Linked DNA regions of Homo sapiens: regions 1, 2 and 3 are each linked to region 4. Evidence: chromatin loops called from intact Hi-C (ENCODE). Cell type or tissue: PC-9. All regions are shown on one strand. Links, peaks and the distances in the headings refer to the core of each region. The heading gives the core; the rest is flanking DNA. Region 1 has its middle 21 kb from the start of GPR135. Region 2 overlaps DAAM1 (dishevelled associated activator of morphogenesis 1). Region 3 has its middle 61 kb from the start of DAAM1. Region 4 overlaps DAAM1 (dishevelled associated activator of morphogenesis 1).

Region 1 (7,518 bases), core at 1,437-6,436, 100 kb after region 4:
TTTCCAACTGTATCCTCTACATCTTTTCCACATCATGTCAACAACCAGAATACCAATACAATATTTTAGAAAGGTTGAGAAGTTCTCCAAAAGCAGAGAATATGTTCAGGAGGAATGTCCTCTCCCCTTTTTGCATGTGAGCTATACTATTTGAGGACAAAATTAGTGAAAGGAGTAGCTTAACTTTTAATGGATCAGGAGGGGAACTTCATTCCATGCTAATGACATACCACTTTCCCCATAATTAGGGAGGATGTTTATTCAGCCAGGATGCTGAAAAATACATTTTAAGATATAGAAGCAGCATCTGTGTTCATACCATATTGGTTGTTGAATATTTTGACTATTATACCTGCAGTTTGATAAATTGAAGGTAAGTTGTAAGTACATAAAGTTGATTAGCCTTTTCGGCACCAAAGGCAAAAAAAAAAAGAAAAAAATCTGGAAACTACTTAGAAATTATTTGACAGCATTGACCTCAAGTTCACCTCTGTTATGGACTTAAGCGCTTTGATACACAAGAGTATTTTATTTGTTTTAGAAGAGGCTGTCAGGTTATCCATTTCATGTTAAATCCAATATTCTTTGTTTAATTTCTGATTATTTTTGTTTGCATTTATCCCAAATATTGATTTAGAATAAAATCCACTCTTGACCCTGACTTTTCTCCACTACCTATTTTTCAGGAAAATTTTTGCAAATAGGCTGATTGAGTAGACTATATAGAAATGAACAAACATCTTTTTATCAGCTCTTTAAAAAATGTGTAGACACGCAGTAATACAAAAACATTGCTCCAATTAAGAAAGCAAAAGTACAAATATGCTTACATTGAAAAACATTTTTTGAGACAATGGTATATTTTAATAGTCTAGAGTGGCTCATTTATATTACTTGGGTTTATGAGTAGAATGAGAGGCATTGTTATGGAGGATGAGAGGAATAATGTAAAAATAAAGTGAACTAAGAGTGTATTTGCAACCTAATTTACTTTATTTAAAAAATTTTGTGACTCGCCCAATCTATGTGCTTCATAAGACAACTATCTGTTTCACTGCTTTCAACCGGGGTCTAAGAGCCTGGCACATAATAGATGCTCGATAACTGTGTGTCAAACGAATAAATGCACAAAGTGTTCATTGCTCACCTAATATGCCACAATAGCAAACAACTTCTCTCTCTCCTTCTTCCTTTCTTTTGTAAATTTTCTTTATCTTCTTCTCTCCCTCCTTAGCCCCCTCTTCTTCCTTCCCTCTCCTTATCTCTCTTTAGTCTCCTCTCTGTTCTTCCCTCCCTTCTGTTCTCCTTTCAAAGTAGATCACAGAAAGATGTTTAGGAGACATTCATTAGAGAATGTTCAGTAGCACAAAGACAGCAGAAAATGTATACAGTATCACATTTTCCATCCTTTCTTTTCTTTTTTAACTAAATCTTGAAATTCTGAAGTTATGTGACTTTGTATGTTTTAAAGGGGTGTTGTCGTGTTGCATGGGTGTCTTGTGTAACTAAAACAAACTCTCCACCCTGCCCTTGTCTTATTGTGCAGTTTCTTTCTTTTCATTTTTATTTTATTTACTTATTTTTTTGAGGCAGGGTCTCATCTCACTCTATTGCCCAGGCTGGAGTACAGTGGCATGATCTCGGCTCACTGCAGTCTCACCCTCCCTGGGCTCAAGCAATCCTCCCATCTCAGCCTCCTGAGTAGCTGGGACTACAGGCACACAACACCACACCCAACTTTTTTTTTTTTTTTTTCCATAGAGATGGGGTTTCACCATGTTGCCCAGGCTGGTCTTGAACTCCTGGACTCAAGCCATCTACTCACCTTGGCCTCCCGAAGTGCTGGGATTATGAGCATGTACCACCACACCCATCCCACAGTTTCTAAGAGAATCTGACCTTTTTCAGTTTCCAGAGACAGTCTTTGTGATTAATGATCTATCTGTGTTAGTCTAAGACTCCAAGACCAATCTCCCATTTCCAAAGACAGAACTGGGAGAAACTTCCCTTTCCTCTAAAGAGGTGATTCTGTATGTAAGCTAAGAGTAATCAAAGCAAGTTAGAATGCAATCTCCTTATATCCTTGTGAGAAGGATGGGAGAGGCTCCCCACACATGAAGGTAAACAAGAGGTTGCAGATTTTCACCATCGTTGACAGGGTGGGTGGTGTGCTGGCAGAGGGGAAGCAGTAGAGTTATTCAGGCTGAATGGACATCACTAAGGGAACCAGGTTCTTTCAGGTGCACAGGGGAAATCAGCAAGTTTCAGTGAATTCATGACAACTTGCCTCAGGCTGCTATGAAAGATGGCCACAAGGTCTCCTCTATTAGTGAGGCTAGCTAGGTGCAATCCTGACCTTTATTAAGAGTAACCAGACATTCGGGAGCTGGTTGCCTAAGTGCCCAGTAATCAGTTAAAAAGATGTCACAGAAAGGCAATTTCACTCTTACATTTCAAATATAATATTGATGCTAAGATTCAAACTGACTGGAAAAACAGAGATTCATCCAGCCGCAGAGGGCCTGATAGGGATAAAGGAGGCATGCTAAGGGATATAAATTACTACTTCTGTGAACTCCCAGAAAAGATTCTACCCTTGTTAATTTCATCCTGCCTCCTCCTCACTCTCAGATCCCCAAACCTCCACCCTTGTCTGCCTCTCTTCCCATCCATCCCTGCTGTGGGTTCTAATCCCAATCCTGCTGTTGTTTAGCTGGCTATATTATCTTGAACAAGTTATTTTTCTTTGAGTCTCAGCTTCTTCATCTATGCAATGGGGAATAGTAATATCCGGCCCATTGATATGAAATAATATGAGCAAAGGACTTCATGGAGGCAATCAATAAATGCTAGATACATCCCAAATCCCACTCTCTAAAGAATAGTCTTAGAAAACTAAAACTTTCAAATCACAAGCCTAACTCTATTTTCCAAATGTAAGAAATTTGCCTTATTTCTCAGTTGCCCTGATGCATTCCATCCATCATATAAAATAAATAATTTAAATGAAAAGTTAATTGAACGCTTAGAGCACTAAAAGTCATTCTAAGTTCTTCTTTCAGAGAATTAAAGATGCAAAAGGAAAAACTAATTTCAACATTATGCATTCAAAGAAATCTAAATTGTAACAAATTATTTATGTATATATTTAGTCTCTATTTCCTGTTCAAATACTTCAAATACATTTATAACCATTTGGAACTGTTATTACCAATATTTTAAGATGTTACACGATCCAATAGGAAATATTAACTGTTTTATTGTTAAAGAGTCATATTAAAATAATGCCATGACATATGTGTTATCAATTAGGCAATGAGCTACCAGTCAATATGTTTTGCCTTATAAAGAATTTTAGCCAAGATAAAGCTTGTTTGTTTGACTTAGAAAGCCAAAGTTGAACCTGTGTGATAACTCTTTGATCACATGTAATAACTGAAGCATAAGAAAATTGGTTTTTAGTATAATCACCAATCGTCCTCCCTTCCTCCCACTGAGAAAAAAATTCGGCCTTGTTTAAATACTCAGCTTAATTAAATTATGTATTTAATATATGATACATTTGTCTTGGCTTTGCATAGCACAAAAATGATAGATTAAATTTTTATGTGATAATTAAAGCCAAACTGTTATCAATAAGAATGTTAAAGCATTTAAAGATTATGAAAGTTTAATGTGTTCTGATGTGTTGCTTTTCAAAATCGTTGGGGCATTCCCGCTTTGAAAATTGTTGTACTTGATAATGGAGCCTCCTTGTGGGGAATCAGCAGTATTTCAGGCTTTCAAATTGCAGGTGAACTGCTGTTTGAATTTTCCCCCTTCACAACGGGAATAGATGTACTGTAGTAGTGCTATCAAGAAAATATGTACTTGTCGCCGGGTGCCGTGGCTCACGCCTGTAATCCCAGAACTTTGGGAGGCCGAGGCGGGTGGATCACGAGGTCAGAAGATCGGGACCATCCTGGCTAACACAATGAAACCCCATCTCTACTAAAAATACAAAAAATTAGCCGGGCGTGGTGGCGGGCGCCTGTAGTCCCAGCTACTGGGGGGGCTGAGGCAGGAGAATGGCGTGAACCCGGGAGATGGAGCTTGCAGTGAGCTGAGATTGTGCCACTGCACTCCAGCCTGGGCGACAGAGTGAGACTCCGTCTCTAAATAAATAAATAAATACTAAAAAAAAAAAAAAAAAAGAAAAGAAAATATGTACTTGTCTCTGGACCCCTGACATCCAGAAACCAGCAGGAACTTAATGACTGCCAGAAAGTAAGGAAATATGTGCTGCCTTTCCTTTGGTTTGTCTGTAGTCCTGGTAGCTAAAGATAAACCAGTATTAATTTTTTTCAGTCAAATCGATTATGTTCTCTGGAGAGTAAACAAGTAGATTGACAAATTTTTTTACTTTTAAACTGCCCAATGTAGCTGGGCATGATGGTGCATGTCTGTAGTCCTAGCTACTTGGGAGGCCGAGGTGGGAAGATTGCTTGAGCCTAGGAGTTGGAGGTTACAGTGACCTATGATCCTGCACCTCACTCCAGTTTGGGTGAGAGCAAGACCCTGTCTCAAAAAACAAACCAACAATTAAACTGCCCCATGTAGTGGGGCCCTTGAACATATTGAATCAGGTAGATGCATGTTTTGCTTTAATCTCATGGAGTTATTCTCTACTTTTGACCAGAGAGCACATTCCTCTAAGAAAGATGTCAGGCCTCTGCTACGACCTCAGGTCCTCAGACCGACCAGCCCAAAAAACATCTCACCAATTTCAAATCCAGTAAGCGGCCTCTTTTTACTGTCTTCTCCAACCTCCCTCGCTATCCCTCAACCTCTTTCTTTCAATCTTGGCGCCACACTTCAATTTCTCCCTTCTCTTAATTTCAATTCCTTTCATTTTCTGGTAGAGACAAAGGAGACACGTTTTATCCGTGGACCCAAAACTCTGGCGCCAGTCACGGACTAAGGAAGGCAGCCTTCCCTTCGTGTTTAATCATTGCAGGGACACACCTCTCTGATTATTCACCCAGGTTTCAGAGGTGTCAGACCACGCAGGGACGACACCTCCCCTCCTTGCCAGGCCAAGCTAGATCCCAATTCTTCCTCAGCCTCTGCTCCTCCACCCTATAATCCTTTTATCATCTCCCCTCCTCACACCCGGTCCGGCTTACAGTTTCGTTCCGTAACTAGCCCTCCCCCTCCTGACCAGCAATTTACTCTTAAAAAGTCAGCTGGAGCCAAAGGCATAGTCAAGGTTAATGCTCCTTTTTCTTTATCCCAAATCAGATAGCGTTTAGGCTCTTTTTCATCAAATATAAAAATCCAGCCCAGTTCATGGCTCGTTTGGCATCAACCCTAAGACACTTTACAGCCCTAGACTCTAAAAGGTCAAAAGGCCGTCTTATTCTCAGTATACATTTTATTACCCAAATCTGCTCCCGACATTAAATAAAACTCCAAAAATTAAATTCTGGCCCTCAAACCCCACAACAGGACTTAATTAACCTTGCCTTCAAGGTGTACAATAATAGAGGCGGCTAAGTAGCAACATATTTCGGAGTTGCAATTCCTTGCCTCCACTGTGAGACAAACCCCAGCCACATCTCCAGCTCACAAGAACTTCCAAACGCCTAAACCACAGTGGCCAGGTGTTCCTCCAGAACCACCTCCCCCAGGAGCTTGCTACAAGTGCCAGAAATCTGGCCACCAGGCCAAGGAATGCCTGCAGTCCAGGATTCCTCCTAAGCCACGTCCCATCTGTGCAGGACCCCAATGGAAATCAGACTGTTCAACTCACCTGGCAGCCACTCCCAGAGCCCCTGGAACTCTGGCCCAAGGCTCTCTGACTCCTTCCCAGATCTTCTTGGCTTCTCTGACTCCTTCCCAGATCTTCTCGGCTTAGCGGCTGAAGACTGATGCCGCCCGATCGCCTTGGAAGCCCCGTAGACCATCACAGATGCTAGCTTTAAGTAACTCTCACAGTGGAGGGTAAGTCCGTCCCCTTCTTAATCAATATGGAGGCTACCCACTCCACATTACCTTCTTCTCAAGGGCCTGTTTCCCTTGCCTCCGTAACTGTTGTAGGTATTGACGGCCAGGCTTCTAAACCTTTAAAACTCCCCAACTCTGGTACAATTTAGACAATACTCTTTTAAGCACTCCTTTTAGTTTTCCCCACCTGCCCAGTTCCCTTATTAGGCTGAGACACTTTAACTAAATTATCTGCTTCCCTGACTATTCCTGGACTACAGCCGCATCTCATTGACGCCCTTCTTCCCAATCCAAAGCCTCCTTTGCATCCTCCTCTTGTATCCCCCACCTTAACCCCCAAGTATAGGATACCTCTACTCCCTCCTTGGTGACCGATCATTCCCCTTACCATCTCATTAAAACCTAATCACCCTTACCCTGCTCAACGCCAATATCCCAACCTGCAGCGTGCTTTAAAAAGATTAAAGCCTGTTATCACTTGCCTGCTACAGCATGGCCTTTTAAAGCCTATAAACTCTCCTTACAAATCCCCCATTTTACCTGTCCTAGAACCAGACAAGCCTTACAGGTTAGTTCAGGATCTTCGCCTTATCAACCAAATTGTTTTGCCTATCCACCCTGTGGTGCCAAACCCATATACTCTCCTATCCTCAATACCTCCCTCCACAACCCATTATTCTGTTCTGGATCTCAAACATGCTTTCTTTACTATTCCTTTGCGCGCTTAATCCCAGCCTCTCTTCGCTTTCACTTAGACTAACCCTGACACCCATCAAGCTCAGCAAATTACCTGGGCTGTACTGCCGCAAAGCTTCATAGACAACCCCCCTTACTTCAGTCAAGCTCAAATTTCTTCCTCATCTGTTACCTATCTCAGCATAATTCTCATAAAAACACACGTGCTCTCCCTGCTGATCATGTCCGACCAATCTCTCAACCCCCAGCACCTTCTACAAAACAACAACTCCTTTCCTTCCTAGGCATGGTTACTGCGGTCAGAATTCTTACACAAGAGCCAGGACCACAGCCTGTAGCCTTTCTGTCCAAACAACTTGACCTTACCGTTTTAGCCTACCCCTCATGTCTGCGTGCAGCAGCTGCCACTGCTTTAATACTTTTAGAGGCCCTAAAAATCACAAACTATGCTCAACTCACTCTCTACAGTTCTCATAACTTCCAAAATCTATTTTCTTCCTCATACCTGACGCATATACTTTCTGCTTCCCAGCTCCTTCAGCTGTACTCACTCTTTGTTAAGTCCCACAATTACCATTGTTCCTGGCACAGACTTCAATCCAGCCTCCCACATTATTCCAGATACCACACCTGACCCTCATGACTGCATCTCTCTGATCCACCTGACGTTCACCCCATTTCCCCATATTTCCTTCTTTCCTGTTCCTCACCCTGATCACACTTAGTTTATTGATGGCAGTTCCACCAGGTCTAATCGCCACACACCAGCAAAGGCAGGCTATGCTATAGTACAAGCCACTAGCTTGCCTCTTAAAACCTCTCATTTCCTTTCCATCG
Region 2 (7,518 bases), core at 867-5,866, 67 kb before region 4:
TAAAACAGTAGGGTTGGCAGTAGACTCTCATTTCAGTGGCATTATACATTTCTTTGTACTGGTTGAAGTCCTGTCTGCTTAGAGACAGTAAGATGGTCAAAATGATTTCTTAAGTTTCCTTCTAATCCTCTGATTCATTAAACACATCCAATAAAGCTTAAGATACGACCATAAAACCATTTTGTTCCTTCTAATTCTGAATGTATATTGTATCTTACCAAGATCATTCCAAATGTCCTTTCCTACAGGCTGTTAAATTTGGACTTCAACTTCATATTAAATATTTTGTTACCATTTCAATTATCATTTATTTCTGGATGCTTCTTATATCTTAATATTAGATCAAGGAGACTGAAATGAGGGAGCATGAAGAGGTGGAGGAAAGAAACATGAAAATGTTGTTTTTAAATAGAAATACTATACTATAAAACTATCTCTGAATTAATAATGCTGTTGACAAAATGGCTATGGATCCTCTTGGTCCTGATGATTTTTATTAAAATGAATCCCAAAGAGACCCTGGATAGTATGGACCTACTTAGCTTTTGGCTACAATTTAAAATCTGACTATTTAACTTAGTCCTTATACTACCATATACAAATTATACAAAGTCGTTATAGTATACTGACATTCCCATTCTCTATGTGTCCTCATATAAGCCAATACAGGTGTCAAAAGGCTGGAGGAATAATTTGATCTTTATAAGTAGTGTGGTTTAGGTAAGCTTTTAAGCGTAATTTTAAAAATGTGTTTCAGTAATGGCTAGAAGGATCTGGTAGTTTGTGCAATTAACTGTACATAAGAATATATCTTGATGCTCTGGGAATTATCTAGTCACCATGGTTTGCTCTCAGAAAACACATGTGACATGGCCTTTGGGAGGTAATTGCTCAATACCATGGATGGTGTTTTTCAGGTCTGAACAGTCCTTGAATATTTTTACTCGCTGTGTCTGGAATCTTCCCCACTCCAACCTTCAATTCCCAGAATTCCTCTGGAATTTCAAGCTGTTCTTGGTGCGTGTTACAAGAGCTCAGTGACCAGCTATATCTTTTAGTTATGATTTTCGGGCTTATGGGTGAAGAGCTAGAATTTTTGTTCCTTGGCAAACCAGATTCCTGAAAAAGTTGCAGTATTTTTTCTTGTGTTCAGTTTTAAATGAATTTGTTGGCAAGATCCAAAAGCAGCTAGCTGTTTATTTCATTACTCAGTGCAATATTTAAGAACTAAATTAAACCAAATAATTAAAAACTCAGAATATATATATGACATGTATATATATTTATGTTATGTATATATAACATAAATATGAATTGTTTTCAGGAAAAATAGGCTTTTCTTCGATGTAGAAGGAAAAGTCAGAATCTTTTGCCATCTTTTCAACAGTCAGATAGTTTGAGTTTTTTCTCATATGAATAACTCATTGTGTTAATCCACTATATATATGCACCTTTGCACCTTCAGAGAGCAGAATGGCTCAGGTGTTATATCTGACTTTCTCACACTTAGGATCCTGGGGGCCTAGGGCAGTGCTTGGTCCAGAGTAGGTGCTCAATGAATGTTTGTGGCTTGAGTGAATGGATGTATAACTAATTACTGAAGCATTACACATGAGATGCACAATAAGTATTTGAGTGAATGTATGCATGCATGCATGAATTAATAACTGTGGAATCCTGCAGCAGTTGGGTTTGTATTTTAATATTCTCATAGTGGTGATAAGTTTGGGCTGATTCTTATACTCTGCCTGCACCCTATCCACCTGCTGTCATCCTGTTTTACTCTTTCTTCTCATTAAAATGTTAGTTACAATGGGGACACCAAAGTGGTTGGCATGAAAGTTAGCAGATTAAAAGGATAAGGGTGACAATGTTTAAGAAATATTCTTTCTCTTTAAAAGTCTCTGTACTGTATATTACGTGGTGAAATAAATAGCTCCAATGTGGGAAGACTTATTCTGCTAGATTGTCTTTTGACCCAATTAAAGCTTTAAAGTGTCAGACAAGCAGCCAAACAATCCTCTTGAGGGTGTGGGAGGGGCCTGGGCTGGCAAGAGCAGTGCTGGTGCTATCGAAGGAGGTGGCCATGTGTGGAACTTGGCTTCATGGTTGGTTGCCCACAGGGACTTAGGGTACCTTTCTTGTCTGTCACTTTACAGCTGGTGCTGTATCCCCGGAGATGAAGTACTTCCATTCAATTAGGAAAACATGCTTAGAAATTCTCTCTTTCAAGAACAACAGGCAATGGGGCCTGTCAGAGGGTGAAGGGTGGGAGGAGGGAGAGGATCAGAAAAAATAACTGTGGGTACTAGGTTTAATAGCTGGGTGATGAAATCATCTGTACAACAAACCGTGTAATACAAGTTTACCTATACAACAAACCTGCACGTGTACCCCGAACTTAAAAGTTAAAAAAAAAATTTATCTAGTAAGACTTGTCAACTGAAGTTGTACTAGATTATAGGTGTAAATACTGGAAATTTGGGTGGATATTTGGAGATGATTCTAACATGTTTAGAAAAAAGCTTATTTTAGATTACCGGAAAACTGTTGGTGATGCAGACTATTAAAACTTGAAGTCACTCTAATGAGTTTCTAGTTTAACGGTAAAAAAGCTGAATAAAAAGCCTATGTGTTTAGCTGCAGACTTTGTCTAGCCAACTGAATATAGTCTGCATTGCTTGCTATTAAGAGAAAAAAGGAAATAGTGTAAAAAACACTTAACCATTGGTAGTAAGAAACTAGAAATTATTTCTATTAGTCAGCCTTTGCTTGTGGTGTTTCTCACTTCTTATTTTTATGTATCAAATGAAAACATGTCTATCAGACACAGAGAATATTACTGTGTAGGTGGTGGTGAGTCATATTGTGGTATTTCATGTAATGACTAAGAATATTGGCAGAAATTTTACAGGCTGAAAACCTCCAAGGTTTGTTCTCTGTGTTTACCAATCCCTTTTAGGGCTTAAAGCTCTCTCTTGTTTTCCATTTATGTTTTTCCTGACTGGTTGGGAGCAGGTAATAATTCACTGAATGCACCTCTATGGAAACTGACAAAAATCTTACCTAGCTTTCAGATTTCTAACCACCATCATACTAAAATATTATTCTCAGAGTCATTGCAGTTAAATTTTAAGTGCTTCTTTGGCAATTCATGATTCCCAGATGAGATGGTCATTTGCTGTAATGGGGCTGGATGTTTATATATTTAATGAATTATCATAGCTTAATAGTACATTTTCTCCATGCATTTTATAAAAATGTTTTCTGTTTATTTGCTGCCAAAGCATCACCCTTCAATCTGCCATTAGCTTCTTCCTCTTGATGTTGTACTTATTATCACCATGTCATGTGTCTTTAGGTCACAGCTTCTTCCCCTTGATGTTGTACTATCACCATGTCATGTGACTTGAGGTCTGCTTAGGTGCCTCTCCAGGGGCTTAACTTATTTCTGGTAGTGTTGAGTTGTGGGGTGGGAGGAGAGGGTTAAACTCAGAAAAGGCACTGCTAATGTTGAGTGTATCCTTGAGATGAACTGAAGGCTTGCAGCCTGCTGGGCTTGTGGGAAACCCTTTCTGGGTGGAGTTAGGATAGGTGAATTGGGGCTGTTTATTCTGGACAAATATCTGAGGTATCTAATTTGAAAAATAAAAGTTAGACTTGTCTGAGTAAGAAAATGGTTGGTAATTCTGTGAACTCTGTACATTGAGTCAGATGGACAGGTACCTTATCAAGGACCATTAAAAAGCAAAACAAAAGAAAACAAAAAACAAAACCCCCAAACACAATCACATACAAATAGCGAGTTGATTGGCAGGCTAACCTCAAGGGCCTGTCTTAGCTTCTTTCTCTCGTTTTTCTTAGTCCTCCTGCCCATTCCCCCACCTCAATCATTATTTGAATGTCCTCAGACCTTATCTAAATATATATTTGTATGTATGTAAAGAGTTAGTTAACTCATTAGAAATAGATATCCTGAATTTCTTAGTGACTTCTCTTATTAGCCAAAAACTTGTATTTTATCTCATTGAAATCTATTGATTAGGTAGATTTTCAAATAATAAATGCTTTAGATATTGCTTTAGAGGTTTTATAAATGATCCCATATTTCAGTTTAGCTAAAATCTCTGAAAAGAGCTTTTTCTTCCAAAGTGTTAGTCTTTCAACTCATTCAAGACCCTTATTGTATATTATTTCAAAATTCCTTCCCTTGCTTTATCTAGCAAATGAATCCATTTCCTTCGATTGATTTGTAGCATGCCAATTGTTTTCTGATTTATGTAGGTTTCTCTACAGAACTGCCTGCTTATTCTACAGTGTGGAATTGGTAAGGTTTCTTTGTACAGAATCTCTTAGAAGTGGGGCTTAATAATGCACTTTGTTACGGATGAAGCCTAGAACTTTAGTTCCCACAGCTGGGCTTCCCTCAGAGGTCCTTTCTTCTTAATAATAAAAAAAAATCTTTTCTCCAAAATATTATAAATATGTAAAATATATAAATATATAAAAGTATAATTAATATCATCTCCAAGAAGAAGAGCCTTTTAATCTGTTGGTTTTAGTTTTTGAGAAACTAAAACTTTCTCTGGAGAGGCATGATGCTTGATGCAAAGGTTTCTCCTTTTATCTCTTGCTTAATCATTTTCCTTTGACTTTTAAAACTCTATCCATAGAGAATAACATGAAAAAAAAATTCTCTGACCAATGAAAGGAGCTCGGCCACCCAAGTCTAAGATGTAGTAAGATTTAGATTCTATACTCAACTAGGGTGCTTCCTGGGGTTTGAGTAATTACATCTGTTTGTAATCATAGTGAAAAACCTGGCTGTTAACTCACAGATGATCTGGTACAGTAGTCCTCCCTTACCAGCAGGGGATATGGCCCATCTAAAACCCTCCCCTCCCCTGTGGATGCCTGAAACCACAGATAGTACTGAACGCTATATATACTATGTTTTTTTCCTATACATATATATCTATGTTAAACTTTATAAATTAGGCATAGTAAGGGATTCACAACAATAACTAATAATAAAATAGAACAGTTATAACAATAGGTTGTAATAAATGTTAATGTGAATGTGGTCTCCTCCTCTCTTAAAATATCTTACTGTACTCACCCTTCTTTTGGTGATGATGTGAAATGATAAAATGCCTGTGTGATCAGATGAAGTGAGGTGAATGACATAGGCATCACGAGGTAGTGTTAGCCTACTATTGACCTTGAGATGAAATGTCAGGAGGAAGATCATCTGCTGCGGGTGAACCTGGCTCATGGAACCATGAGGATGCTGATGGTTAGATATTCATGACTAATGAGCAAGGAATGTATACAGCCTGAATATGCTGGACAAAGGGTGATTCATGGCCTGCACAGGACTAAGTGAGATTTCATTGCAATACCCAGAATGACACACAATTTTAAACTTAGGAATTTTTTATTTCTGGAATTTATTCTTTTAGAATTCTTAATTTATACTTTTGGACCACAGTTGGCTAGAGGTAACTGAAATGGCAGAAAGTGAATTCAGAATTCAGAGAATAAGAGGACACTACTATACTTTTCTGTAGAGTCAGTATTAGGGGGAAAAACAAACTGAAAAGGTTCTTAAGGACTTCTTGTTAATATTAACATATCACTTAATTACAAAGGGACCTTGGGGAAAACATTGCCTGTTGCTTGGCCTAAATGGAATACACACTAATATAATTTATGTAACTTTCAAAGAAAGGATAAGAATATTTTAAGGAAGTGATCTTTGATTTCAAAGGAATGCTGTGTCTGAAACTGTAACATTTCCCAGATTGAGCTACTTACTTTAAAGGAGTACACAGTTTTCTTTCCTCCTTCTTCATACACTTCTTTCCAATCAGTTTCTCTTTTAAGCCAACTCCTTGGTTTATCTAATGTTCAAACAGAATTTTCTTTTCTTACTATGTATATACAAAGCTGTATTTTTTCTACTTTGTCTATATAGAATTTTTTGTTTGTTTTCCTGGGGCTCCAACAAGCAGGCTTGATTTTTTTTGACAGCTTTATTGAGGGATAATTTATATGTCATAGAATTCACCTCTTGTAATTGTACAGTTTGAGTTTTAATAAATGTTTATAGTTGTTAACCATCACCGCCATAGTTTATAACACTTCCAGCATCCCATCTCCCCTTGTGCCCATTTGCAGTCATCCCTGCCCTTGCCTCTAGGCCCCAGACAATCATCCGCTTTCTGGCTCTGTAGATCTACTTTTTCTAAGAAATTCATGTTAAGAGATACTATTGAGATACAGTGATACTAATTGCTTTATTTTTCATGAATGCTTCCTTTAGAATTTAATTACCAAAATGAAAAATCTCCTGAAATGTTACCTTGAAGTAATTTGAAGAATGATTTTCAAATTGTTTTGTATCCATTATTTTTTCCTTCTCCCATCAACTTTGCTTTCATTGCCCTTCTTGCCCAGCAGCCTATCTAAATGAATATGCATAGTTAGAAGAGACAATGCAAAAACAATCCAGCTGTTTTGTAACTAAAGAAATACTGTGTGTTATCCAGAAGTAGGGTCTGTGAGAGGGACTGGAGATTCAAACATAGAAGCTAAAACTAAAACCGTACAGCTTCCAGAAGAAACCATACAATTTTTTTTTACCTGTAAGTTGTAGAATTTCTTAGAGAAGATTTACAATCATTAACTATATTTTAAAAATTGATAAATTAGACTTCATTAAAATTTTAAAAAACACGTGGTGATCAAAATATTAACAAAATGAGAAGGCAAGCCACAGGCTAGGAGAAATATTCTTAATATATACCTCTGGCAAAGGACATGTTTCCAGGATATATAAAGAATTACTTTAAATCAGTAAAAATAAGACAGGTAACTCAATAAAAATGGGCAAAAGATTTGAACAAACATTTCACAAAAGAACATGTATGAATGGCCAGTAAACATGTGAAAAGTTATATTTAGCACCAGTTGTCATTAGGAAAACGTAAACTAAAACTGCATTGAGATCGTACTTAACAGAAACTAGAAGAGCTAAAATTTAAAAAAACAGCACCAAGTGTTGATGAGAATGTGGAGTAACTGGAACTGCCGTGTATTGCTGACATGAGTATAAGATGGTACCACTAGATTCTAAGGTGTTAAGTGTTACTTCAATGTATACCTTTGCCAAACTCAAAAACTGTATACTTAACATGTGTACATTTCACTGTATGTGCATTTCACCTCAAATAATAGGCTTTAATCTTTAAAATGCATTGGGCATGTGCCATGGCCCATGCCTGTAATCTCAGCACTTTGGGAGGCTGAGGCTGGAGGATGACTTGAGCACAGGAGGTCAAGGTTACAGTGAGCTATGATCACACCACTGCACTCCAGCCTGGATGACAGAGAGAGACCCTATCTCTAAACAATAAAATAATCAAATAATCCTCACTATATCTTGAAATATCCCTTCCCTTCCTCCCTCCCAGCTTCCCCATCTTCTCTACTTTCTGCACACCTTCCTTTTTTTTT
Region 3 (7,518 bases), core at 1,150-6,149, 220 kb before region 4:
TCATAAAGATTTATTTCTTACTTCCCAAAGATTTTATGAGAAATAGAGCAGACCAGCATGCAGGGAAATGCCATGAAATTTGCAACCTCTGTGAGCCTCAGAAAAATGGGAATAATAAATTTGGCTTTGTAGGGGTCTTATAAAGATTAAAATTATTTTTCAAGTATCTAATATAGTATCTAGCACACTGTAGGCACTCATTAAATGTAGTGGAGGTATGCGCTTTTCTTCTGTTTTTCCACCAAAGTCACAAATGAGTGAGAAAGCAACAATTGCTAAGTCAATCCTGAGTCAAGCTTGGCACCAAGGCTGATTGTGAAAGGTTCTTGTCCTGCTTCCAGCGCCTGATTTGAGATCTGAAGCAGGAAGGGGATGCTGAGAGCAGTCTTGCATTCTAAAGGTGAAGGGTTTCCGCCAGAGGGTAGAACTTTGCTTTTCATGGATACTATGTCATCATGTACTAAAGTTTGGTATATTCTTCAGGTTTGTCTCTAATAGATGTGAATACAAATCAGTGATATTTAATGATTTCATATGTATTTTGTTCAATAGCTAAATCTAATTCTCAAGGATTAAGTAATTTTAAATGAAGGATATAAGATACGATATAAGAAAAAAGAAAGGTTGCAGTATATATTGGGTTGATATCTAAAGCTTGTCATTCCCTGTCTGAAAGCTGCAATATATAATCCATTTGCTTTTTCATTTCCAGTGTTCAAATTCTATCTTCAGCATAGTGAGCCCAAACAAAACCAATTCCTTTCATGCCCTCTACTGGATATTTGAAGTTAAACGTCAATAACACTGCAAAGTAACCAAAATAATGATACACATAATATCCAGAATGTTCTTTTATAGCCTCTTTAAATAAAAATTCGTTTACATTGGTTCACTGGTATCAGATTTCCTTTTTCTGCCTAAAATGCAAATTTCAGAGTCACTTCTTCGTATTATATGGAAATTATTTGTTGAGGGAAAAGGAGTGAATAAACGTAGTTTGTATAACTGACACCTTTGAGGTGTCTCAAAGGAACAGCGGTGTCATTGGCTGCTGTGATATTTAAGCTTCCTTTTTGTTTCTGTCCTGGTTCAATAGTAAAATCTACCAGCAGTTGAAATCTGTATTAGAAGGGTGGGATGGTAGAGCCCACAACTGAAAAAATTCTCCATATTAGCTGTTTCCATCAGACAAAACCCATCAGAAGGAGGGCAAAGAAGTTCTTTGCTTGGTGACCTGGCTGTCTATAGCCATCTTTGCATCCACTTTAAGGGTGTCTGGAAAGATGTCCCCTTGCTCCCAATTCAGCTCACCTACCCTCTCCCAGGGCTTTGTTTTACTCAGCAGTGCCATACCAATTATTAAATTTGTAAAATTTCCATAGCAGTTGTTACGTGGCCACTGCCCTTAGCTACCGTCTGCCACTCACCATGCCTTGACTTTCCCACAATCAAGAAATTGAAAGGTCAAATCCGGGTCTACTCACTCCAGGAAATTTCCTGATCCAATCCACCCAGACACCTAGATCCTTCAGGCCCTACACAGGCCTAAATGGGTGTAGTCCTGTCTATGTCAATCTGGCCTGAAACATCAGCACCAGAGATGTTACTGCAGAGCTACACGTCAGCAGGACCAAGGAAGAAAGGAGGTCCCATGTTTTTCTCTCTACGTAGCAATAATAGGTAAGATTTATGGAGAACATATTACATGCCAGCTATAATACGCATTGTTTCATTCACTCTATAACGGCTCTATTTTACAGATGAGTAAACAGAAACATCTGATAACTTCCACCTAGTGCATGGAGAGCTAGAATTTGAAGTAGGGCTGACCAATACCAAAGCCTGATGTCTAGTGAAATTCACACAATGCTGCAAATCTGAAGACTCTGCAGCAGATTTTGTAGGTACTTTCAGCAGAGGAGTTTCAGAAATGCTTTGCACAAACACAGGTTCACCAAGTGAGTGATCACACGGGAAGACCACGTGGGAAGGTGGGTAGTCTCAGTCACTCTCAGTTGCACCCTTTACTTCAGGGAGGGCAAGGGAACAAAACTTCGGATTACCAATGATGTAACTCCCATAAAAACCAAGTAAGAAAAGTCCCCCAGACTTCTCCTTCAGCTTGTTACTTAATATTGGGTGTTGAAGGATCTTTGGGGATGGGAGGAGGAACAATCATGATTCTCATGCAAATATAAAACATGCTTATGTCAAACTTTCATTTAACTCATTAATTAAATGAGGTAACAGGTAAAATAATAGTAGAAGCTAATAACTCAACATGAAATCCCATAGCTCAATTGCATGGTGATTGAGAGAATAAGACTTCATTAACAACAGGTTCAGAGAAAGCCAAAAAGCAGAGACATTTATAGATCAGGAAGAGTGAAATGGATTTGCAAATGGAAACAAAATTGGTGCTTTTGTGTGTGTGGACAGGGAGGAGTCAATTAACTTTCCACTGGACAGAATTTATTTATATGCCTATGGGCATATTTGCATTGCTATCAGTTTTGTACAAGTTAACTTTGATCCCTACAAAATTATAAAATAGCCTAGTCAAAGACAAAGGTGCATATTTGGATAGGAACATAATCCCCAGTGGTTATAGCATTACCTGGAACATTACCTTGAAAAAACATTAATCCTGATCAATCTTGTTTTGTTTATTCCAATGTCTTTTTTTTTTTTTTTTTTTTTTTTTTTTTGGAGACGGAGTCTCCCTTTGTCACCCAAGCAATTGTTCGTGCAGTGGCAAGATCTCAGCTCACTGCAACCTCCATCTCCCGAGTTCTAAATGATTCTCCTGTCTCAGCCTCCAAGTAGCTGGGATTACAAGCGTGTGCCACCACACCCAGCTAATTTTGTTTCCTAACATGGATCAAGTGGTGAAAAAAATCAATAGAACTAATTCTTTAGCACTGACCTACGTTTATGAGCAGTTGCCGTAGGGTTTGGATTGGGGAATGAGCAAGAAAGATTAGGAAAATTAAAATTTACTCTCTCCAGCCTCATTCTCAGGAGAGTATTTCAGAGATGAAATATAAAAGCAAAGATCTGTAATCCCAGCACTTTGGGAGGCTGAGGTGGGCAGATCACCTGAGGTCAGGAGTTGACCAGCCTGGCCAACATGGTGAGACCCTGTCTCTACTAAAAATACAAAAAATTAGCCAGGCGTGGTGGCATGGACCTGTAATCCCAGCTACTCTGGAGGCTGAGGCAGGCAAATTGCTTGATCCCAGTAGGTGGTTACAGTGAGCCGAGATTGCGCCACTGCACTCCAGCCTGGGTGACACAGTGAGACTACGTCCCAAAAAAAAAAAAAGCAAAGATATGTTCTCATTTATTAATTAATGTAACTAGTTCTTATTGACACCTACTATATGCCCCACTCTAGAAAACTGTGGGTCTACATGGGTTTCCAGTGAACTAGTCACGTAACCATGACTACAAACATTTAACACCAAACAAGATAAACTACCAATCCAAAAATGCAGGGTGGAAAATTCTGTTCACCTGTTCATCACTTAGGCAGTTTACTCACCCATTTGTTTTTTCATGGCTGACACAACATGTCTGTGAATTTTTCCCCACACTCTTGCTCCAACTACTCCCATCATCCCCAGCTCTAAGGCTGGAGCATTCCTGGTCATTTGAAGGTCTATTAGAATAACCCAGTAAAGTAGTTAAGTCTTAAAGATAATATCACATCACAGTAGGCCTGGGATAAGATTTTCTCTGATAGCAAAATCATAACCCTTTCCAAAAAAAAGTACAAGCTGGAGGCCTTCTTTCCAGACCTTTGATCTTCAGCCTTATTATCGAAGATTTTATTTAGACTTGGTTTTATTAATGTAAACGTGGGTGAGCCAGGGTGCCAATGGTGGGCAGAGAGAAAGATGACATGTATCTACCAGAAGGTGGCAGTGTTGTTTCTCCAAACATCTCACAGGTCAGACAGGCTCTAGAATGTCAGGATTAAAAACTAGGTGAGGTTATTTCTTGACCCATTCTATAATTAATTCACACATACCATTTACAATTAACAATATGGTCTCAATCTACTGCAAGATTCATATCAAATAATTCCCAAAATATACACAGAGGTAAAACGTCATCAAAATAATTTTCTTTTAAAGTATAATATGAGTTGACAGAAATGTATTGATCATCACTTTGTGCAAGTTTTCCTGCTGAAGTTCTATGTAGAAGACAAATGGAAATAAAGGACCTAAGCCTTTAAGGAATTTGGGATATACCTGGGAAGAAAAACTATATTCATAAAATCATCAGAATGTCTCTCATTTGAAATTCCTGGCCCCAATCTAATTAGGTGCTTCTAGATCTTTCCTCCTCTTAGACACTAAACTAGTCAATTCCCATCTAACCCTTAGGTCTCTATTCATCCTTAGCCTATCATGGACATGCTTTATTTACCCCTTTCACTTCTTTGACTTGAAGTATCTCAGCACTTTACATTTCTGGCGCTGGAAGGCAAAGAAAACAAGTCTTGAGGTAGCCCTTTCCCAGCGGAAACCAGGGGGACATTTCTCAACCCTTCTTCCCTGAGAGCCAAATAGTTCTGAACTCTGAGATCTTGGTAGGATGCCTGACTTGAGCCTTGCAATTCTCCCAAGGCTTACTAGACAATGTGACATTTCCCACAGAAACCCCAGCAGCCTATCTACATTGAACAAAATTTTGTAGCCAACCTTTTTTTTTTTTTTTTTTTTTTTTGGGATGGAGTCTTGCTCTGTCGCCCAGGCTGGAGTGCAGTGGCGCGATCTTGGCTCACTGCAAGCTCTGCCTTCGGGGTTCAAGCCATTCTCCTGCCTCAGCCTCCCTAGTAGCTGGGACTACAGGTGTCCGCCACCACGCCTGGCTAATTTTTTTGTATTTTTAGTAGAGACGGGGTTTCACTGTGTTAGCCAGGATAGTCTCGATCTCCTGACCTCATGATCCGCCTGCTTCGGCCTCCCAAAGTGCTGGGATTACAGGCGTGAGCCACCGTGCCCGGCCAGTAGCCAATATTAAAAAAAAAAAAAAAAAAAGAATAAAAAGGCTTATATTGCTTATATTCCCCACAACTTTAACCATTTCACAACTACATTTTAGTATGTTTACTAATATGTTATAAAAAAGAAGGGTTAGTATTCTTTATATTCTCCTCAGCTTGCCTAAACAACAACAACAACAATAATAATAGTAATCAGTAGTCTATTGTAGGGTCTTTTTCTCTATCATGCAAGGGTTCTTGTTTGGTTGTGATTAAATGAAAGTCACTGTATGAACACCACGTCTATATTACTACCATGACTCAGAAAGCTCATTAACTGAATATCTCTGACACAATTTTACATATCTCTGGAAATGACATAGTGGGGATAGGAGGAGTGGTTAGTTGTGCATTAGTCTATTTTACCACATTTACAGACAAAACAAATACTAGAGTCAGCTTACATCTACTGCTTTCTCTTCTCTCCACCATCTCTCAGATTTTAGGTTGTTTTATTAAAGTTCATTGCTGAGAACACAAAGGCTGATGCCACAGAGGGGAAAACGCCAGATCCACCACCGAACAGCTAAAGCCATATGCGCCTGCTCCATGAATGCCCATTTTTCATCTTTAGTGGGCTTCAAAGTTAAATAGCACAGACAACACAAAGGAAAATATGACCGCAGCAAAAGACAGAAACTACACTGTGGCTACAATTAAATCTTCATACCAATCATGCATTTTTAATGTGAACGTTTATGGAAATTGTCTCTTGATGTTTAGGTGGTGTTTTTCATCATTGGTTATTTATGATGCTTTGATCCTGGAAACATGAGCTAAATGAGAAAGCCAGAGAAAGGGATTCACTTAACAACGGATAACCTTGTTGTATCATAAATTACAAGAAGAAAGCCAATCATCTTTCAAGCTGCATCATCATAAACAAACTTAAAAGAAGAAGCTACCAGGATTCATGGCAACTTTTTTGCTTCCCAACCTGGAATTCCCCAGTATGTGCTGTCTGACTGGTTTCTGTTCTCTAGTAGGGATAGATCCTTTGCCATGTTGATTAGCTTAATTGTGCCATTTTATTATTTGGGATGTGAACATAGAAAAAAATTTTTCAATAAAATCGAAGAATTAATAGTTAAATGCCTTCAGCCAAGTAGAAATAGTTTAAGGGAGAGGGAGGTGATGGATATTAACATAAAATTAGGTCTGAGAGTAGAAAAAAAGAAAGGGCCTGAGAACCCCAGGAGCGAAGCTGGCTCTGAGCCTGTTCAGTTCTTCAGTGTTGATTCAGGTCTCTCAAAGTTAGACCTACAGAGGGGTCTTTATTCTGAAATATGAATGTGATATTCCTAGGAGAATATTATAAATCTGCAGTGGACGTTGTCCTGGGATTAAGCTTCTTCAAACAAATTCACCCATGTGAAAGTAACTGAACCCACATGCTGAGCCTCAAGGCGAGACCACCATTTATTTGATTGTACCTCTCCCAAATTATGTGTCTGGCCAGGCACGGTGGCTCACGCCTGTAATCCCAGCACTTTGGGAGGCCGAGGCGGGTGGATCATGAGGTCAGGAGATTGAGACCATCCTGGCTAACACGGTGAAACCCCGTCTCTATTAAAAATACAAAAAAATTAGCCGGGCGTGGTGGTGGACACCTGTAGTCCCAGCTACTCAGGAGGCTGAGGCAGGAGAATGGCGTGAACCCGGGAGGCGGAGCTTGCAGTGAGCCGAGATCGCGCCACTGCACTCCAGCCTGGGTGACAGAGCAAGATTCCGTCTCAAAAAAAAAAAAAAAAAATTATGTGCCCTTGGATGATTGCTTAGGACACATATTGATATCAATATGCTTAGGACACATATCATCCAAGAAATTCTGCCATTTTCAGAAAAGCTAATTGATGTTTGGCTCTGTGTCCTGGAAAAAAATGGATTAATCCCCACTTCACACTAGGGATAATCTCTAAAAATATTATAAACATATTGAAGATGCCTGGAGTAAATAGAAAAGCTAGGAACTTGTGAGGCAGCTTATTTCCGTATCAGGAGGAGATCCCGTGACCATTCACATGTCTAAAGGAAACTTTCCAAGTTTTGCTTTTACAAAGCCAAGAAATTTTGCACCCCATGGTAAATAAAGTGCAACAAACAAGGTAAAAGAACTGTCTTAAGTGGTCTCATCAACTAGTTACCCACCAGGGATGACGGCTCCTGGCTTCCCTCCAGCCTGTGAACAAAGCCAGACCTCCCAGATCCCGGGCCCTGCTGACGTCTACCTTTTCTTAAGTCCATTCTTTAAGCAGCATCTTCCTGCCTATCAGGCCTGGGCACCCTCCGAGGTAATGCGGAGAGCCGGAAGAGAGCTCTACAGAAAGGGGTGAAATCATTCATGGAATCTGCAGGAATTGGCATATTTTCTGAAATGGTTCCATGCATGACTTTATCACACATATTAGCTGCCCTGGCCCAAAAGGCAGGATCGTTGTCAAGACGAGATATTCAGTTCACTG
Region 4 (7,518 bases), core at 1,729-6,728:
GATATGCTTAGTGTCTGAGCAAGCCAGATTGCAGTCACGTCACTACAAATTCATTTTCTTTTTAAGCTGCAAAAATTTAAACAGTAGTACAGACTCATGTTAAAAACAGCAGTCTGATCCAAGATTTTGTAGTTTGTAGAACTGATAATGTTAGATGTTCTCCATAAATTCACGAGGCTTAGTAGGAAAGTACGTAGAATTTTTAGAACTTAAACAGACTTTAGAGGTACTACTTTAATTCAGCCCCCTCATCAAATGAGGAAACTCTGTAGGTAAGTTGAATGAATAATTCAGCTAAGATTCTTTATCTTTGTGTAAAATGTAGATACAACTTTGCAAAAGAAAGAGCTACTTAATCAGTTTTCTTACATTTTTAAAACACTGTAACGTTTTTAATTGATTCTCACTGCTAATGAAATCAAACTTGCTATTTATCAAGTTAGCCTTGAACTTTTTATTATTACCAATACTCCTGATGCTCAGTTCACTCTAACAGTATATTATACATATTTTTGGTCTGTTCCACCTGAAATTATAACTGGCCATCATAGCTTACAGATTTCTATACAGCAACAGAATATGCAAGTAGCCTTTTATTGTTAGTTCAGGTAACTGAACTCATGCCTCAAACTGCCCCTTCCCATTGTCCATCAGGCTCTGGAGTAATGAAAGTTACCATCTGGCTTTGGGAGCTTCCTGTTGTACATGAAGATGTTTGGGAGGTTTTATCGTTTAGCTTTTTTGAGTGCTCACAATGCAGATGGTTCTGGGGTGAATGGGCCTTGCAAGTGGCTGGACCGGCAATGGCAAGCCTCAGCTGAGCCTGATTCATAGTGACAGTTCTTCTGTCTGCAATCCATAGGAATTTGGGGGACAAAAGGAGGGCACCACTCACTGATAATTTATGCACACTTAGCATCTTCAACTTAGAAGCACTTTGTTCTTCCAAATAATGCTTTTTCAAATGTGGGTGGTCAGCTTTTCTTATTATTTCCCTTTACCAACTAGACTGTAGCCTTTGTTTCAATTCCATCATTCTCCACACTTCCCACCATTTCAGCCTTGCCCATGTGTATACGAGTGTGTGTATGTGTATATGAACAACAATGTAAAGGAAAGTGTGTATCTGAAGTCTGAATGTCCCTGTTGGACTTTGATGGATTTCTTTCATGCTCTTTACAGAAAGAAGCAGATGCCATTGATGACACTCTGAGTTCCAAACTTAAAGTTAAAGAGCTTTCGGTGATTGATGGTCGGAGAGCTCAGAATTGCAACATCCTTCTATCGAGGTATTGTTGATGTTGAATAAACATTTCTAGTAGGACCAACATTTCCATTCTGTGGCTCAAAACCACATGTTAGTGATTTTGTTTTAATTGTACTCTGCTGAGGTACAGTTCTTTGGATCCCCTTCTGTTAAAATGAGAACAGCTCTTGGTGCTTACTTTCCCTAGTGGAACATATCAGAGCTGGATGCCTTCTTTCTCAAAGTTTAATTTCCACAGACCTCTAAATGTAAAGGCAGAACACCCTGAGTCAATCTTTTCTTCCCAGAAAGCCTGTAACATCGACTTGACTTTTATTTACACTTCTTGGCCTTAGAGATATTTTGGTCATTTAGTAGCATTGTCACAGAATCAGGACCAACAGATGAAGGCTCTTTGTTTTATTTTGCTTTCTAATGTCACCTTTTTTCATTTCAAGGTTATATGATTTCATGTTCTTTTTGAGCATTTTTATAGCTAAAAGGATATGTAAATCTCAAACCTCCGTGAAAAGCTAATTTATCCAGTTCAGCCCTGTTCAGAAATCTTTCTCATAATTAGTGAACCATCACAGCCTTGGAACTTGAAAAGAAGAAAGGAAATTTGGGAGCCTGGAATCTGATTGCAACTTCGGGCAATGTTGTCAGGTTTTTCTGGGCATTTCAAATAGCTTTTCTGTATCTAGTTTCTTCTTTTCTGTAAAAGGAACTTTCACATTAGGCAAAGATACCTAATGCTTATGGAGTGAGTGAAGATGTAAAGAATCCCGAGTTTGGGGCTTTAAAGATAAGTTACATTCTGGAAGGAATGTTGTATATGCATTGAGGCTGGTATAAGGTGACTTCTTTTTCAGGGACTATGAAGAGAGGGAAAGTAGTAGTCCTTATTATTTAGATGTTCTTAGAATGAATTTCTTTTAACACAAAGAGCTAGTGCTTGGTTTTCATGGAAGTTGATTCTTAGCCAGATATGTATTACTTCAGGGAGCAAATGTTTCTTTTAATGAAGAGAAATTTAACCTTAGTGAGATCTTTGAATTGTAATGCAACTAGTAAGGTAACCTGAACCATCCTGTTAACATTTTACTTCTGCCTCTGGCTGAAAGCTGTGTAAATGGCCGTACCCTGTGTTTATTCTGACTTTTGTTCCATGAACTATGCTCAGGTTAAATAAAATATCTATCTGCCTCAGGAAGCCACCACTTAAAATAACTTGAAGGTCTACTTATTTTTCTTCTACAGTAGTCCCCCCCTTATCCACAGTTTCACTTTCTGCGTTTTCAGTTACTCACGGTCCAGTACAACAAGATATTTGGAGGTAAACTGCATTCACATAACTTTTATTACAATATATTGTTTTAATTGTTCTATTTTATTTTTAGTTATTGTTGATCTCTCACTGTGCCTGATTTATAAATTAAACTTTACCCTAGGTATGTATGTATAGACAAAAAAAACATAGTCTATGTAAGGATCAATACTATCCACAGTTTCAGGCATCCACTGGGGGTCATGGAACATATTCCCCTCCAATAAGGGAAGACTGCTGTACAGTGTAAACAATTTGTTTTGTTACCTTTTTATAAGTAGTATTCCTAGTAGCAAAATTAAATTAACTTGGGGAAAGTTGTGGAGTTTTTTTTACATCCTAGAATTTCTCTCTATATTTTATGCTTGTGCCATCCAGATGAATGCTTTAAAACACTTGGTGAAGGGAGCTGTCACAGAATTTCTATAGTGTTGAAATGCCTTTAGAGTAAAAACTGTGACCTCGTTCCTTATTGACAGATTATTCAGTAGTACTAAGTACCAACCAGGGTAATTACACTAGATATAGATAAGGTTACATCTCTTTCTGGCAAATTTCCCATTCTGTTATTGAGGGAATTAGTTCATATTTGTGGTATGTAAATTCCCTTGTTGCCCTAGGCCCTGACACTTTTGAGGTGACTTAGAACTTGAATGTATCTAAACTCTCTTAAGACAGTTTTAAGAACTGGCCTCGTATCTGTCAGATTATCAATTAAAATCCAGTTTAGTGTATAAGTATTATTACAGTGAGCACAATTTAAAAGTGTGTGTGACAAAGTAATTTTGAGTCCCGTTTGACCTGCTGGCCATTGGGCTGCATTGATAAGGATCTGAAGCCCTCTCTCCCATGGATGATTCAGTGCCCCGTCCTTTTGTGCTCACTGGTCAGTTGTTTTACTCTCTCATCAGGAAAGCACAGAATGACATGTTAAATGTGGTACAAGTGAAAAAATTAGGCAGATTTAATTATAATTTGTATTTTATTTAGTTTTTTAACCAATCAGCAGTTTACTTTTCATTCTTCCTTTTTTGTTGGCAATTTATTACTATGCACAAAAGGAGCTGGGGACATAAAAGGAGAAAGAAGTAGGAAAACGTGTTCAATACTTTTTCTCTTAGTCACCACTTTGGAGCATTTTTTTGCCCAGCACCGTGCTGAGTGCCATAGGACATACCAAAAGTTAAGATAACGTTGCTGCCTTTGAAAGCACATGGCTAATTGGAGAAGAAAAATGACACCTGTGAGAAGATTTGTGCGCAGTTCAGGGCTTACACTGGTCTGACTGAAGGACATGGAGCCCGGCCATGTAGGAGGGGCACCAGCAGGGCTTATTGTAGAAAGTAGGCCTCAAAGGCAAAGACTGTTATATGACAAGAGGAGGGGCCGGGAAGGTGGTGTCAAGGAGGCGTGCAGCAGCAAAGATGTGGGAGGGACATAAGCACAGTTAGTAGAGAGCCCTGCAATCCCGGCAGAAAATTATCAATTGGATTGAATGAAACCAGGCAGGAGAGCCCGAAATTCAGGCATTGTGCATTTATAAGGGCATGAGTCAGCCCAGAATCACATCATAACCTCCTCATCTATAAAATGAAGATCATGAGGGTAGCAGCCCTGCAGCGGCTTGTGAGAATTCCTCCTAGGATGTGTGCAGCCCTGGGAAGGGTGCCTGCATGGGAGCTGCCCAGTCAGTGTCCTATTTATGTATCCATGGGATCAGAACTGGTGCCTTTTGTTCAGTAGGAGGACACTGTGTGTTTGTTTAATAAGGTTTTTTAGTTTGGTCTTTTGGTTTCGCAGGACAGGTTAGAAGGGGTTAACAGCTGGACCAGGGCAGCCATCAGATAAGGGCCTCTGTTGTCCAGGTGAGACCTGATGACTAAGGACAGCCTGGAGAGAGATGAAGAAGCCCTTGAAGGCTGATTTTATGCTTGGGGACAATGAATAGGAATGTTTCTATGTCAGCATTTCCTACCTTCTCACACTTACTATCTTTCTTTCCTGATTATTTCATTCCCAGAGACTGGTGAACTTCTCTATTTCTTATCTTGCTGTCTAGGATTTATCTCCTGGCAATGCCATCATTACACCAAAGTTCACCACAGTGAAAGCCTGTGGCGTATTCCATGGGCTGTATTTTAATGAACACTTGTGTTCACAGTATTTAAGATTATACCTTAAAGGTCTTCTTCATATTTTACAAATGTCAGTGGACCTTTTGGTCAGGGGCACCTGCCACAGCTTTCTCTGGAGCCAAGCAGGCAGTTGGAAAGAGGCCAAGGCAGGGAGGAGGTGCCAGCACTCCCCATGCCTGAGTGAGTAGGATATTTGCAGCATGAGTGACCAAATCATTCGAAGCTCTCAGAAAGAGATGGCCTAAAAGGTGTGCATTTGAATGGGGAGCTCCAGGGCACCAGGGACCATACCTTTCATGGGAAGAGAGTAGAATGGGCACGTCTTAGAGACGTTCCTCAGGTCCTCAGGGAATAAGCAACTTTTCTACTGGTATGTGTGCATGGGTGACATGTAGCAATTTAAAATTTACTCTGTTTTATTCCCCAAAACAGACCTCGCTGCCAAAGGCCTGGGGGTGGCAGCGGGGGAGACAGAAACTTGGAAGCAGGTTTATATTGCAAAATGAACCCACCTGAAACACAGTTTTATGAAGTGTTCTGCCGTTCTTTTTTTCCAGATGCTCACTTAGCACAGCAGCCTGGGTGTAGTAAACCACAAAAAGCTACTCTAAAGTAGGGGGATTTGGCCTAAATCCACTGAAGCAGAGCTAAGGCTGATCTAGCCATCCATCCTTAACTTATTTTAATTACGCCTGGATGTTCCAATTCTCTTGGCAAATTTTTGAAATACTTGAGTAGAGCAACCTGGAGTTTTGAATACTGTTTTAAGATGGCTGGTTTGTTTCCTGCCTTGTAAAGAAAGTTGGAGTAGATATCTCAAAAGTTGCCACCCTCTGGCACTTCAGAACACTGCCAAGCTTTAAAAGCAATTAATTACAGAGATTAGAGACTGATTCTGTGGATGACAGATGATACTAAGAACTCTGCAACCTATAGAACCATCCCTGAGGGCGGGGTACCTTTCTCCCCTTTCCCTTAAGGTAGGGTTTCTTTGATCCAACAGGACGCGTGCATAGCATTATGTTGACAGGTAGATTTTCTTAAGTGCTAGCCATTAAAGTCTCCAGTCTCTTTGTGGGCCACATTAAGAGAAACCAAAATTGTTTTGAATTAGAGCTAGTGTTTAGTCCAGACAGCCTCTGGGGGTTGAGGAGCATAAATATATACAATTTCAAAAGCAAGAAGTTCTGTGCTCCATATGGGGAGCTAATGAAATGCAAATCTGATACTTCAAGTATTGTTCTCGCTCTGATTTTCAACTCCTTTTCTTTTAAATGCAAAACAGAAGGACTCAGCAGAACTACACCATAAAATGGTTTCTTCAACTCGGTGTGAAAAGGACACAGAACTAATTTTTTTTTTTTCTTACAAGCAGAGCTCTCCTCATGATTATAGATGTTTTCACAGCCAGTTGGTTTTCATTAGTGGCAGTTTCAGCCCTCCCTATTGTTACTGTTCCTTGGCCTTGCATGGCCACACAATGGTGTTTGGACTTAAATTGACTCAAGGGCCTCTAGTGTCCTGGAGTCTAAGGCTACCCAGTTGAGGCCCTGATGCTGCGAGTCGGTTTTTCCCTGTTGTATACTTTACCCATGCCAACTTAGCTAAATTGTTCCATTTAAGTAGGGGGAATTTTCTAACGCGATATTCTGGGAACATGTTCATGAGGCAATGATTGTCCCAAGAATGACGAAAACCATCTGAAGAAGTCTGCCAGGACAAGGGCTGCTGTAACGGCGTAGGGGTTATAATGGCAACACAGCTCACATAAGGTGATAGAACGGGCCTTATTTGTCAGCTTAAACAATTTTGCATTTTGTCTAGATGCTTTATTTGGGTTTGAGAACATGAAATAGAAGAGAATGGTATGAGTACAGTAGGATTCCCAAATTTTTTCCTTCTCTTCCCTACTTAATGGCACATGAAATAACATTCAGTTTAAATAGCAAGGTGGATGGTTTTAACATAATCGGGTCCCAAATCTAGAGAAAAAGACAAGCCAGAGGCATCCTTGGTGGGGTGCCTCATCCAGCTTCACCTGGGGCTTCTCTTCTTTGCTGCCTTTGAGTGCGCGCTTTCAGTTGTTCAGCCCTCACCTTCATCTGCAAGCCCATGGGTGAGTGTGTGCTTTACACACCTTTGTGTCTTGAGGATTTCAGCATATCATCTGGTTCTCCCAATGACTGTAATCACTGTTAAAATAAGGACCTCATCTTCTATTTCCTTCTTAGTACTCCCAGGCCTCATGGGTGTCATACACAGAGAGGAAACACTGGTGAAATAGTGGGTATGACAGTGCTTTGGAAAGTGATCATAATTACCATACTAAGCACTGTTTAATGGGTTCTTAGCTGCATATGACCATTAAGGATACAAAGGTACTGCTACTTTGTTTTTCTAGTATAAAAAAGTCTGCCTTGCAGAACGTACATATAGTTTACTGTGTTCTTTCTATGGCCAGGAACTTTGCTAAGCACTTTACGTGCATTCATTTGCTTAATCCTCATGTGCACACATACAAACACAATCCCTTTTTTTTGGGGGGGGGGGGGTGCCTGGAGGGATGCAGTTATGTAGTTATTACTATCCTTGTTTTACAGATGAGGAAAGTGAGGCTTTATAAAAAATTTTTTGCTCTAGTCACACTGACCAGGAAGTATCGGAGACAGGACTGGGGCCCAGCCTGTCTTACACCAAAGCCCCTACTTCAAAAGTTGCATGTGACATGTGTACAGCTTGCTCTATATTTGTGTGTTTACATCTTTATCTCCAGTCCTAAATATGATGCTTTTTCAAGAGCATAGACTAAA

The links. Peaks named below come from ENCODE experiments on the same cell type or tissue, not always from the same donor. Only the 100,000 strongest peaks of a DNase experiment are listed, where the experiment ranks them.
Region 1: it touches region 4 in a loop (3-fold over the local background); 10 of 110 quality-filtered maps call a loop at or near these places.
Region 2: it touches region 4 in a loop (4-fold over the local background); 6 of 110 quality-filtered maps call a loop at or near these places.
Region 3: it touches region 4 in a loop (4-fold over the local background); 8 of 110 quality-filtered maps call a loop at or near these places.

The regions. Positions count from the first base shown.
Region 1 is chr14:59,440,651-59,448,168 of GRCh38, forward strand. No RefSeq gene overlaps it. Among named protein-coding and RNA genes, the nearest start is that of GPR135, 21 kb to the right of the region's middle. In PC-9, for the core only: CTCF peaks have their summits at 3,737 (motif pointing left) and 3,937; a DNase peak (open chromatin) is centred at 3,741.
Region 2 is chr14:59,273,027-59,280,544 of GRCh38, forward strand. All of the region lies in intron 2 of DAAM1 (dishevelled associated activator of morphogenesis 1), which reads left to right. Among named protein-coding and RNA genes, the nearest start is that of DAAM1, 88 kb to the left of the region's middle. In PC-9, for the core only: no CTCF peak of the experiment used is centred there; DNase peaks (open chromatin) are centred at 2,875 and 5,315; H3K27ac peaks cover 3,155 bases.
Region 3 is chr14:59,123,412-59,130,929 of GRCh38, forward strand. No RefSeq gene overlaps it. Among named protein-coding and RNA genes, the nearest start is that of DAAM1, 61 kb to the right of the region's middle. In PC-9, for the core only: CTCF peaks have their summits at 3,918 (motif pointing right) and 4,126; a DNase peak (open chromatin) is centred at 3,920.
Region 4 is chr14:59,338,892-59,346,409 of GRCh38, forward strand. DAAM1 (dishevelled associated activator of morphogenesis 1) reads left to right here. Exons shown (of 25, transcript NM_001270520.2): 16 at 1,183-1,289. Among named protein-coding and RNA genes, the nearest start is that of GPR135, 120 kb to the right of the region's middle. In PC-9, for the core only: no CTCF peak of the experiment used is centred there; DNase peaks (open chromatin) are centred at 3,120, 3,410, 3,760 and 4,890; H3K4me3 peaks cover 825 bases; H3K27ac peaks cover 3,498 bases.